Linked DNA regions of Homo sapiens: region 1 is linked to region 2. Evidence: chromatin contacts called from ENCODE Hi-C data. All regions are on one chromosome and are shown on one strand. The core of a region is the stretch at or near the end of the contact, and the rest is flanking DNA. Distances in the headings are between cores, read along the strand shown. Region 1 has its middle 11 kb from the start of TNFRSF8. Region 2 has its middle 9.4 kb from the start of SLC2A5.

Region 1 (5,396 bases), core at 1,381-3,880, 3.0 Mb after region 2:
TGAGGCAGGATAATTGCTTGAACCCGGGAGACAGAAGCTGCAGTGAGCAAAGATTGTGCCATTGCACTCCAGCCTGGGTGACAAGAGTGAGACTTTGTCTCGAAAGAAAAAAAAAAAAGGAAATAAATTTCTGTTGCTTAAGCCCTCCAACGTGTGTTGTTCTGTTATACTCAGCCCTAGTGGACTAATACAGGGACTGCTATTGCAATGGCTGGTAGGCACCTAGGAGCTGCTGATCAATGATAGCCATGATTATTGTTTGCATAGCAAACAGTCTTGGAAGCTGGAGGTAGCATCTCCCACTGGGCTAGCGAGCAAATGTATTTACTTTCCAGGACAGTAAGGACTCCCTCCCGTCCCCTAGGGAGATGGCTATTCCAGGGTGATAAAGACAATGTCTTCTCAGGACAGAGGTTGAATAGGTTTGCCAGCAGCCCCTAATGAGATTGGGGGTCTCCCATGGTGTGTGCTCAGCACCAGCCTGGGCTGGTTCCTCACCCTACGTGAAGGGATGTTAAGGGCAAGGGCAAGGGCAAGCAATGCAAATTCAGTGCTCATGCTATGTGCAGGGCTGCAGGTAGTAGACCCTCATTTTATTTTTTCTAGACAGGGTCTTGCTGTGTCACCCAGGCTGGAGGGCAGTGGTGCGATCATGGCTCACTACAGCCTCGACCTCCTGGGCTCAGGCCGTCCTCCCACCTCAGTCCCCCGAGTAGCTGGGACTACAGGAGTATGCCACCACACCCGGCTAATTTTTTTTTTTTTTTTTTGTAGAGATGAGGAGTCTCACTTTGTTGCCCAGGATGGGCAGCTCCTGGGCTCAAGGGATCTGCCCACCTTGGCCTCCCAAATTGCTGGGATTATAGGCATGAGCCACCCTGCCCGGCCAGTAGTAAACCCTTTAAATCTAGCTGGGCTCATTGTCTCCTTAGCATCTGAATCTATCAGAATGTGGCAAGCCGAACTAATTGCTTGAAAAATTATTATTATTTTGAGACTGAATCTCTCTCTATTGCCCAGGCCGGAGTGCAGTGGCACAATCTCGGCTCACTGCAACCTCTGCCTCCCAGGTTCAAGCAATTCTCCTGCCTCAGCCTCCTGATTAGCTGGGAATACAGGTGCCCACCACCACACCCAGCTAATTTTTTTATATTTTTATTAGAAACGGCGTTTCACCATGTTGGCCAGGCTGGTTTCAAACTCCTGACCTTAAGTAATCCACCTGCCTCAGCCTCCCAAAGTGCTAGGATTACAGGGGTAAGCCACCGTGCCCAGCCTATTATTATTTTTAATTTGAGATGGTTATATTCTTTTTTTTTTTTTTGAGATGGAGTCTCGCTCTGCAGTGGCGCAATCTCAGCTCACTGCAACCTCTGCCTCCTGGGTTCAAGCGATTCTCCTGCCTCAGCCTCCCGATTAGCTGGGATTACAGGCACCCACCACCACTCCCAGCTAATTTTTTTTTTTGCATTTTTAGTAGAGACGGGGTTTCACCATGTTGGCAAGGCTGGTCTCGAACTCCTGACCTTAAGTGATCAGCCCGCCTCGGCCTCCCAAAGTGCTGGGATTACAGGCGTGAACCACTGTGCCCGGCCTGCTCTATTTATTAATTCAATAAATATTTATTATGCCAAGCCCTGGTAATAAAGCATTGAGAAACTAGCATTGAGAAACTCCCTGCCCTCAGGGAGCTTGCCTTCTCAAGTCCAGAGCCTCCAGGGGGCTGCGTGAACCAGGTGCAAATACAGTGAGGCTTTGTGCTCCGGCATCTGAGGCCCAGGAGACCTGGGGGCCTGGAGGCAAAATGGTGGCCTCATTTGTCCTGTGGCCGGGCCCTGACTAGATGGCCACAAATTTAGAATAGATCCCTGTCTTTGTGGTATTATAGCTGGGTATCCTGGAGCTTCCTGTGCCAAGCATTTAGCATCTCAGATCTTTGCATAAGTCTGTGATGTCAGTGCCATTGTTATTTCCATTTGATGGATAAGAAAGGCAAGGCCCAGGGTGGTTAACCAGCTGGCTCCAAGTTGCTCAGCTGTGGCTGCAGTAAGAGGTGGGATTTGAACCCAGCTTTCTCTGACTTTACCAAATGCTTTTTTCCCCCAACACCTGGATACCTCTAATTACATTTTATTAATACAGCTTTTTTTTTTTTTTGTTTTTAAACAGAGTCTCACTCTGTCACCCAGCCTGGAGTGCAGTGGTGCAATCCTAGCTCACTGCAGCCTCGATTTCCTGGGTTTAAGCAATTCTCCCGCCTCAGCCTCCCAGGCAGCTGGGACCGCAGGTGAGCACTGTATTAGTCCTACATACCTGGCTAATTAATACTAGGATTTAAAAAAAAAAGTTTGAAGCAATGATCACATAAAAAATGTTTTCTGTGTGCTGCTTATTTTGACCTGAGTTCTGAGGAAGGCGATGGGACCAGCTGCCACAAGGCGAAGCTGCCTTGCCACCTGGGGCCTTGCAGGGTTGAGCCCCGAGCACAGGGGCCCTGGTAGTTGAGCTCTGCCTGACCTGGTCATTCTGAAATCAGGGGCCCCTCCCAGGAAGGCTGCGGGCCCAGGAGAGCAGCGAGGCAGGCTCAGAATTGGGGCTTGAGATGACTCATCTGTGGCTATTTATTACCCGTCTCCATTTCTCGGTCTGATTGGGCTGCTCATGGCCAAGCCTCCCTCCCTGTTGGTGCTGAGTAAGCAGCCTGGACCCGTCCTGCCCCTCTGGCCTCATCTGGAGCTCTCTCCTTTCCCTGTCAGTAACCCTCGGGCCCCCCTGGGGCCACTGAAAGTTCCCCCAGCCACCCTCAGCGAGCTCTTCCCAGCAGTCCCACTCTTTGCTGTTCTCACCCCTTTCTCCCCAGCCTGCTCCTTCTTTCAGGTCTCAGCTTGAGCCTCACCTCTGCCAGGAAGCCCTCACTGACCACTGCATCCACCCCACCACAGTCTGGGTAGGTGGCCGCTGACAGGTGCTCCTAAAGCCCCTGCCCTCCCTCAGTAGTCCCTCCTCACCCCAGCTGAAGGCAACGTCACTCTTCCAGTTTCCCAGGCCAAACCTTTGCCTCATTCTCGCACACATCCAATCCTTCAGTAAATCCCATCCCCAAAGTTCACCCCTAATCCGGCCCCTTCCCTCTCCCACAGCTCCCTCCTGGCCCCAGCCTCCACCCCCTCCACCCTGGATGCTTCAGTTGCCCCTGCCTGCTCTCCCCTCTCTCGTCCTCCCCCTCTTTTCCTGGGCCATCTATTTCCCACGCAACAGCCGGAGTGACCCGGACAACCCAAGTCAGGCCATGCCCCTCCCTGATCCAAACTCCTAGTGGCTCCCATCCCTCTGAGGGCAAAAGCCTTGTTCACTGATGAACCCCAGCACCTATCCTGGGGCCTGGTACCCATATGCCTGTAGAAGTGTTTGTTTAAATGAATATTAATCCATGGCGTTGCCTCTTAAGCAGGGATGTGTTCCTTTCGTCCAAGCGTTCTTGCTCCTATAGGCACATTAGACACTGCAGCAAGAGCAGGTCTCATAGGAGTGGTCCTGGCAGAGCCCCAGGTCTTGCTGGGCACCAGGTCTGCTTGACAGACCACACAGGCCTGGATGGTCAAGTGCTGGTCCCTGGAGTACAAGGAAGGGACCCCAGGGGTCAGTGTCTACCCATATCCGTAGATGCTATCAACAGGTTCTTTTTTTTTTTCTTTTTCTTTTTTTTTAGAGTCAGGGCCAGGCTGACTGTTATTCAGGCTGGAGTGCAGTGGCATAATCATGGCTCACTACAGCCTTGAACTCCTGGGCTCAAGCAATCTTCCCACCTCAGCCTCCTGAGTAGCTTGGACCGCAGGTGTGCGCCATGACGCCCGGCCGCCACCAATATGTTCTTTCCTTGGCTCAGTTCAATGGCCCCTGCAGAGCCGGAAGGCCTGGCTCAGAAAGAACCCTGGCGCCTGTGCAGTGTCAGTGCAAGCCAAGGCAGTGGCTGCTGTTTCCACTGCCAAGCATGAGAGTGGGACGCCAGCCAGTGGCCGGGCTCAGGCCCCAAGGAAACACAAGGTGGGCTGCTGCTTTGGGGACGTTGTTTGGAGTCACTTGAAATGCAAGAGTGACCCCCAGAACACACAGGCCCCCCAGGAGGTGGATGTGGGGTAGACAGCACAGGCCATTTCTTGCTAAGCATTTATTTCCACACTATCTCCTTGGACAGATAACAGGATTGTTTTCAGGTAATAGGTAGATAAGCTGGCCGGGCATTGGGGATGATGGATGCTGAGTCTGGGAGGCAAGTGTGTGCTCACACAGATGTGTACGTGTGTGTGCATGTGTGTGTGCCTATGTGTACGTGTGTGTGCATGTGTGTGTGCATATGTGTATGTGTGTGTGTGCAGCACTGAAACAGGCCGCTGACCGCTCCCAAAGCCCTGATGTTCCATCAGCCTCTGCAGTCACAGCCAAGCAGACCCTTGAGACCCCTGCCATCTGCCTCCCTTGCCAGAGTCTGAAAGCTTGGGGTCAAGGCTTTGCTCCCCTGGTGACAGGCCTGGAAAAGGAAAATGATAGCAAGCAGCAAATACACACAATAAAGCCGGGCGAGGGCAGAGGGGCCGGGTGGGGGCTCAGGAGGCTGGGGCCTGGGGGCTGTCCCTGCACTGACTGGCTGTGGGACTTTGGCCTCAGGGTCGGTGTAACTGGGGTAGGGGAGCGGTTGCTGGATGTGGCGACCCCCACCTCAGCTCTCACACTCTGGCCAGTGTCTGATGCAAACCAGAACCCAGTGAAATCACCATGAGTCGATGGGGGTTATGGATGGTAACTGATGGGTTTTTCTCAGGCCAGATCACAGTTCCAGTCTTCAGGGGGAGGTCCCCATGAGTCTCCAGATCTAGCTGAGGCTTGAGTTGTGGCCACGCCTTAGTTTCTCCACATTGCCAGGGTTTTGTGTCTGGTGAGCCCCAGGCCAGACTGGGCCTTCAGGCCTCCTGCCTCCTGTTTGGAGGGAGGGATGATTCTGGGAGTGGGGCAGACCCACTCCCAGCCACATGGAGGGAATGACCAGGGAGATTCCAGAGGGATTTTCTGAATGAATGCCATATGCTGATGGGCAGCTCCTGCTAGGAACAGGGTCCCTGCTGGCACTTTCTGCAGGCACCCACGGCATGGATGATGGCGCAGATGGGCTGGCAGCATGGCTGTGTTCCGGGTTTCACTTTCAGAGCAGTACCTGCCCTTCTCAGCCTTGCTTGGTGTTCTTGGAACACCCCTAGACCAGCCCCAGAAGGTGAGTCTGACGTCCGCCATGTCTGCTAGGACCCCTGTCCTTGGTCATTCAAGTCATTCAATAAAGATTCATGAAGCCAAGCCCTGCTTATGTCAGTGGACCAGACAGACACAATCCCTGCTCCCCAGGC
Region 2 (5,631 bases), core at 1,555-4,054:
AGGCGTGAGCCACTGCACCTGGCCGGATTTTCAATTTTGATGAAACAGCTCTACTAGGAGTGAAAGGCCCAAAGACCCTAATCTGAGAAGAGAAAGCAGAAGTTCCCCCAGGCGATGGAGATCTGCCCTAGCTGCTGTGCTTATCAAGACTGCATTTATACTTGTTTGTGTTCAGATTGTAAAACCGCATAGGATTCAAGTGGTCCTTGCCAGTCATTTCTCCCCTTAAGCCCTGTTATTTTGATGTGCCACTTGGCAGAATGTCATGTTCTTTAGGAACAGGTATATCACATGATAGCAGAAATGCCTATATGTGCCTTTGATGCACAAAACGGGGTTGCTATCAAGGTGGTGTCTATATTTGGCTTGCTTGATTGATGGGGAGAGGAAATGGCTCTTGGCCACACCCATTTATTAATCTAAAGGAAAAAACTGAGGTGAAATCCATACAAGTAGAGAGTTTATTTGGGCCAAGTTTGAGGACTGCAACCCAGGAGCATAGATTCAAGTTGCCCTGAATTTATGTTCCTATCAGCAATAGTTACAAGTGTGGTGTTTTTTTTGTTTTTTTTTTTGAGATGCAGTCTCACTCTTGTTGCCCAGACTGGAATGCAGTGGCGTGATCTCGGCTCACTGCAACCTCCGTCTCCCGGGTTCAAGCGATTCTTCTGCCTCAGCCTCCCTAGTAGCTGGGATTACAGGCGCCTGCCACCACGCATGGCTAATTTTGTATTTTTAGTAGAGATAGGGTTTCACCATGTTGGCCAGGCTGGTCTCGAACTCCTGACCTCGTGATCCGCTCGCCTCAGCCTCCCAAAGTGCTGGGATTATAGGCATGAGCCACCATGCCAAGCCTTACAAGTGGGTTTTTAAAAGAAAAAAGGAAGGCTGGACATGGTGGCCCATGCCTATAATCCCAGCACTTTGGGAGGCTGAGGCAGGCAGATCGCTTGAGCTCAGGAGTTCAAGACTAGTCTGGCCAAAATGGTAAGATACCGTCTCTACAAAAATACAAAAATTAGCCAGGCATGGTGCTGCATGCCTGTAGTCCCAGCCACTTGGGAGGCTAGAGTGGAAGGATTGCTTGAGCCTGGGAGGTGGAGGTTGCAGTGAACTGAGATAGCGCCACTGCACTCCTGCCTGGGCAACAGAGTCAAAACCTGTCTCAAAAAAAAAAAAAGCAAAAAAAAAAGAACACAAAAAAACAAAAAAAAAACCCCCAGAAAAGTCTGGACGCAGTGGCTCACGCCTGTAATCCCAGCACTTTGGGAGGCTGAGGCAGGTGGATCGCCTGAGGTCAGGAGTTCAAGACCAGCCTGGCCAACATAGTGAAACCCCATCTCCACTAAAAATACAAAAAAAAAAAGAAAAAAATTAGCTGGGCTTGGTGGCAGGCACCTGTAATTCCAGCTACTCGGGAGGCTGAGGCGGGAGAATCATTTGAACCTGGTTGCAGTGAGCCGAGATCATTCCATTGCACTCCAGCCTGGGCAACAAGGGTGAAACAGGGAGAGAGGGAGGGAGGGAGAGAGGGAGGGAGGGAGGGAAAGAAGGGGAAGAAGGAAGGAAGGAAGGAAGGACAGGAGGGAGGGAGGGGCAATGGGAGTGTTGGTCCTGATCCAGACCCCAAGAGAAGGTTCTTGGACTTTGTGTGAGAAAGAATTCAGGGTGAGTCCATAGAGTAAGGTGAAAGCAAGTTTATTAAGAAAGTAAAGAAATAAAAAAAAGGCTACTCCACAGGCAGAGCAGTGGCCTGGGCTGCTCAACTGATTATATTTATAATTAGTTCTTGTTCTTTGCTAAACAAGGGGAGGATTATCCACTAGTTTTCTGGGAAAGGGGTGGACAGTTCCCCGGAGCTGAGGGCTCCTCCCGCTTTTAGGCCATATAGGGTAACTTCCTGAGGTTGCCATGGCATTTGTAAATTGTCATGGCACTGGTGGGAATGTCTCTTAGCATGCTAATGTATTATAATTAGCATATAATGACAGTGAGGACAACCAGAGGTCACTTCCATCACCATCTTGGTTTCGGTGGGTTTTTGTGGCTTCTTTACCACATCCTTTCATCAGCAAGGTTTTTGTGACCTTGTGCTGACTTCTTATTTCATCCTGTGACTAAGAATGCCTAAACCTCCTGGGAATGCAGCCCAGTAGGTCTCAGCCTCACTTTACTCGGTCCCTATTCAAGATGGAGTCGCTCTGGTTCCAATGCCTCTGACAGGAGGCGGGAAAGGGAGAGAAGACTTTGTATTGGGTACAGTGTACAGCGCTTGGGTGATGGGTGCACCCAAATCCCAGAAATTACCACTAACGAATTTATCCATGTAACCAAGAACCACTTGTATCCCCAAAAACTATTGAAAAACATTTCATTTAAAGAAGAGACAGTTCTTTACCAAGAATTTACATCAAAACCATGTAAACTGTAGATCCACACTACATTGTTCTTTGTACCATGAATTCCAAAACCCTGAAGAAAATGGGTGAGGCAGCTATCAGGAACAAAGTGTCGTCAAATAGCTGCCCTGGACATGGGTGGGGAAGTGACTCAAGTTCCCACTCACGTCTCTCTGGGCCTAATAAATTTTGCGAACCTCACAGGGCTCACACTGCTCAGCTGTTTTTCTTTTCCCACATTCCAGATTTAGATAAGGAAGGAATCATTAACAGATTCAGAGTGGACCTGACCACCCCACAGTGCCCTTGCTTTGCTTTTGGCACAGGCAGTGTATCTCGTCTGGGGAAGGGAGAGGAGTGCATCCAGTCGGTTGACACAGGACCTCCCAACCCCAGTGCCCACGCGCGGTGTCTCCCTCTTCCTCTTCTGTGAAAAGCCACACCCCACCTTGGGCATGCCACCTGGCCGCCGGAACCCAAGTCTGCAGGGAGGGTCCAGAAAACGTGCGCCTTCCAAGTTTATCTTCCTTCAGGAGCCAGTTCTGTATTCTGTCCTCACTTGAGCTCCCTTCCAAGCTCCTACTAGATGTCCCCGAGGCAGAGAGATTGTTGATCACGCTCTGATATGCCTGGGGTGTAAACTTCAGAGACATGACAAGGTGCCTATGTGTTTTCTCACCAAGAACAGAATTTGACCTCGCCTATCAGAGAGTGCACGTGCACAGGAAGGGCGTGCTCCTGGAGAAGCACAGGCAGAAGACGTGAAAGCCGGAGCAGCAGAGGCTCTTCAGGACCCAAGGGGCTTCTGTCGGTTACACATTACCCTGGATAGACACTCCTCTTTTTATTTTTGATTTATTTCTTTATTTTGTTGAGACAGAGTCTCATTCTGTCACCCAGGCTGGAGTACAGTGGCGTGATCTTGGCTCCCTGCAACATTTGCCTCCTAGGCTCAAGTGATTCTCCTGCCTCAGCCTCCCAAATAGCTGGGATTACAGACGTGAGCCACCATGCTTAGCTAATTTTTTGAATTTTTAGTAGAGACGGGGTTTCACCATGTTGGCCAGGCTGATCTCAAACTCCCGACCTCAGGTGATCTGCCCACCTTGGCCTCCCAAAGTGCTGGGATTACAGGCGTGAGCCACCACGCCCAGCCGATATCCCTCTTTTTAAAAACATCATAACATAAAACTTATCATTTTAACTGTACATTTTTAAATAAATGTACCAGTTGAGTTGTGGTAAGTATATTCACATTGTTATGAAACAGATCTCCAGAACCTTTTCATCTTGCAAAACTGAAACTCCGTCCCCATTAAACAACTACTCCCCATTTTCCCTCCCCAAAGTCCCTGGCAACCACCATTCTACTTTTCTGCTTCTACGAATTTGGGCACTCACAATACCTCATGTAAGTAGGATCATGCAGTATTTGCTTTTTTGTAACTGATTTCCGAAGACTTAGAGCATGTCTTCATGAGTCCTTCATGCTGTAACATGGAACAAGATTGCCTTGCTCTCTGAGGCTGGATCATACTCCACTGTGCACACACCACATCTGGTTTACCCATTTATCTGTCAGGTTACTTGGGTTGCTTCTATTAATACCTTTGGCAATTGTGAGAAATGCAGCTATGCGCATGGGTGTACAAGTATCTCGCTGAGCCCCCGTTTTCAATTATTTTGGATATATACCCAGAAGTGGGATCACTGGATCACATGATAATTCTATTTTTAATTTTTTTTAGGAATTACCGTTCTGTTTTCCACAGTAGCTACGCCATTTTACGTTCTCACCAACAGTATATAAGAGTTTCAATTTCTCCACATCCTCACCAGCACTTGTTATTTTCTGGGCTGTGGTTGCTGTTATCGTTGTTTTTGGTAGTAGCCATCCTAACAGGTGTGAGGTGAGCTCTCATTGTGGTTTTGATTTGCATTTCCCTAATGATGAGTGACGTTGAGCATCTTTTCACATTCGTGTTGGCCGTCTGTACATCTTTGGAGAAATGTCTATTCAAGTTCTTTCCTAATGAGACCACTCTCTTTGACCACAGAAAATGAGACCAGGCAGGCCATAAATAATATCCAGTGATGTGCAGGAGCCAGCTTATATATAATGTGAAAACAAATAATTCAAAATCAAAGCTGTTGGAAACTGGAATTATTTTGAGTCTTAAAGGAATGTGCTTATGGGACCTTTAATCCCTCTCGCCTGGGGCGATAGGTGTGAGTCACTCCGCCTGGCCTTGAATAAACTCCTTTAAACTGGATTCTGATCCTTTCAATTATTTCAGGTTGCCAATAACCTCATCAAAATGAAAAAGTGGTGGGTGAGGTTGCTCACGCCTGCAAACTCAGCACCTCAGAGGCTGAGGTAGGCAAATCACTCGAGCTCAGGAGTTAAGACTGGCCTGGACAATGTGGTGAAACATCATCTCTACAAAAAATACTAAAAACAAATAAACAAACAAAAAAAATTAGCTGAGGGTGGTGGCACATGCCCTTGTTCCCAGCTACTCAAGAGGCTGAGGTGGGAGGATCACTTGAGCCTGACTGGTCAGGGCTGGAGTGAGCTGTGATCATACCACTGCACTCCAGGCCGGGAAACAGCATGAGACCTTGTTTCAGAAAAAAAAAAAAAAAAAACCCCAAAAAAAAAAAACACGACCAAAACAAAACCCACACTTTTGTGCCTCAAAAGACATTATCAAGAAAGTAAAAAGATGAGCTGGGTACAGTGGCATGTGCCTATATTCCCAGCGACTTGGGAAGCTGAGGCAGGAGAGATCAGGAGTTCAAGTCCAGCCTGGGCAATGGAGGTAGACTCCTTCTCTTAAAAAAAAAAAAAAAAAAAAAGTAAAAAGACAAGAGACTAGAAGAAAAATTTTTGCAAATCGTATATCTTATAAGGGTCTGGTATCCAGAATATATAAAGAACTCTTACAACTCAACAACAAAAGACAAACAACCAAATTCAAAATGCGCAAAACACTTGAATAGATTATTTTCTCCAAAGAAGATATGCAAATGACCAAGAAGCACATGAAAAGATACTTGGCATCATTACTCACTAGAGAAATGCAAATCAAAAACAAAATGAGGTATCACTTCACACATTAGGATGGCTATCATACTTAAAAAAAAAGGGAAATTAACTAGTGTTGGTGGTCAGGTGAGGTGGCTCACATCTATAATTCCAGCACTTTGGGGAGCTGAGGTGGGTGGATCG

The links. Hi-C counts contacts between places; a loop is a spot of excess contacts on that map. Pooled maps may share reads with other maps.
Region 1: a loop to region 2 is called in a map with no recorded cell type, with 12 times the contacts of the local background. The contact joins two enhancer-like sites. A Hi-C loop is called at or near these places in 1 of 37 single-sample maps with no recorded cell type and 3 of 50 pooled maps.

Annotation. Positions count from the first base shown.
Region 1 is chr1:12,049,566-12,054,961 of GRCh38, forward strand. No RefSeq gene overlaps it. Among named protein-coding and RNA genes, the nearest start is that of TNFRSF8, 11 kb to the right of the region's middle. RefSeq lists enhancers at 2,604-2,753, 2,794-2,883, 2,894-2,953, 3,629-3,678 and a silencer at 4,561-4,610. Within about 2 kb of position 2,631, at least 12 of the 41 ENCODE cell types and tissues checked have a DNase peak (open chromatin) inside an H3K27ac peak, as active enhancers do.
Region 2 is chr1:9,076,232-9,081,862 of GRCh38, forward strand. It overlaps a transcript of SLC2A5 not described here. Among named protein-coding and RNA genes, the nearest start is that of SLC2A5, 9.4 kb to the left of the region's middle. RefSeq lists an enhancer at 61-150. Within about 2 kb of position 2,805, at least 6 of the 41 ENCODE cell types and tissues checked have a DNase peak (open chromatin) inside an H3K27ac peak, as active enhancers do.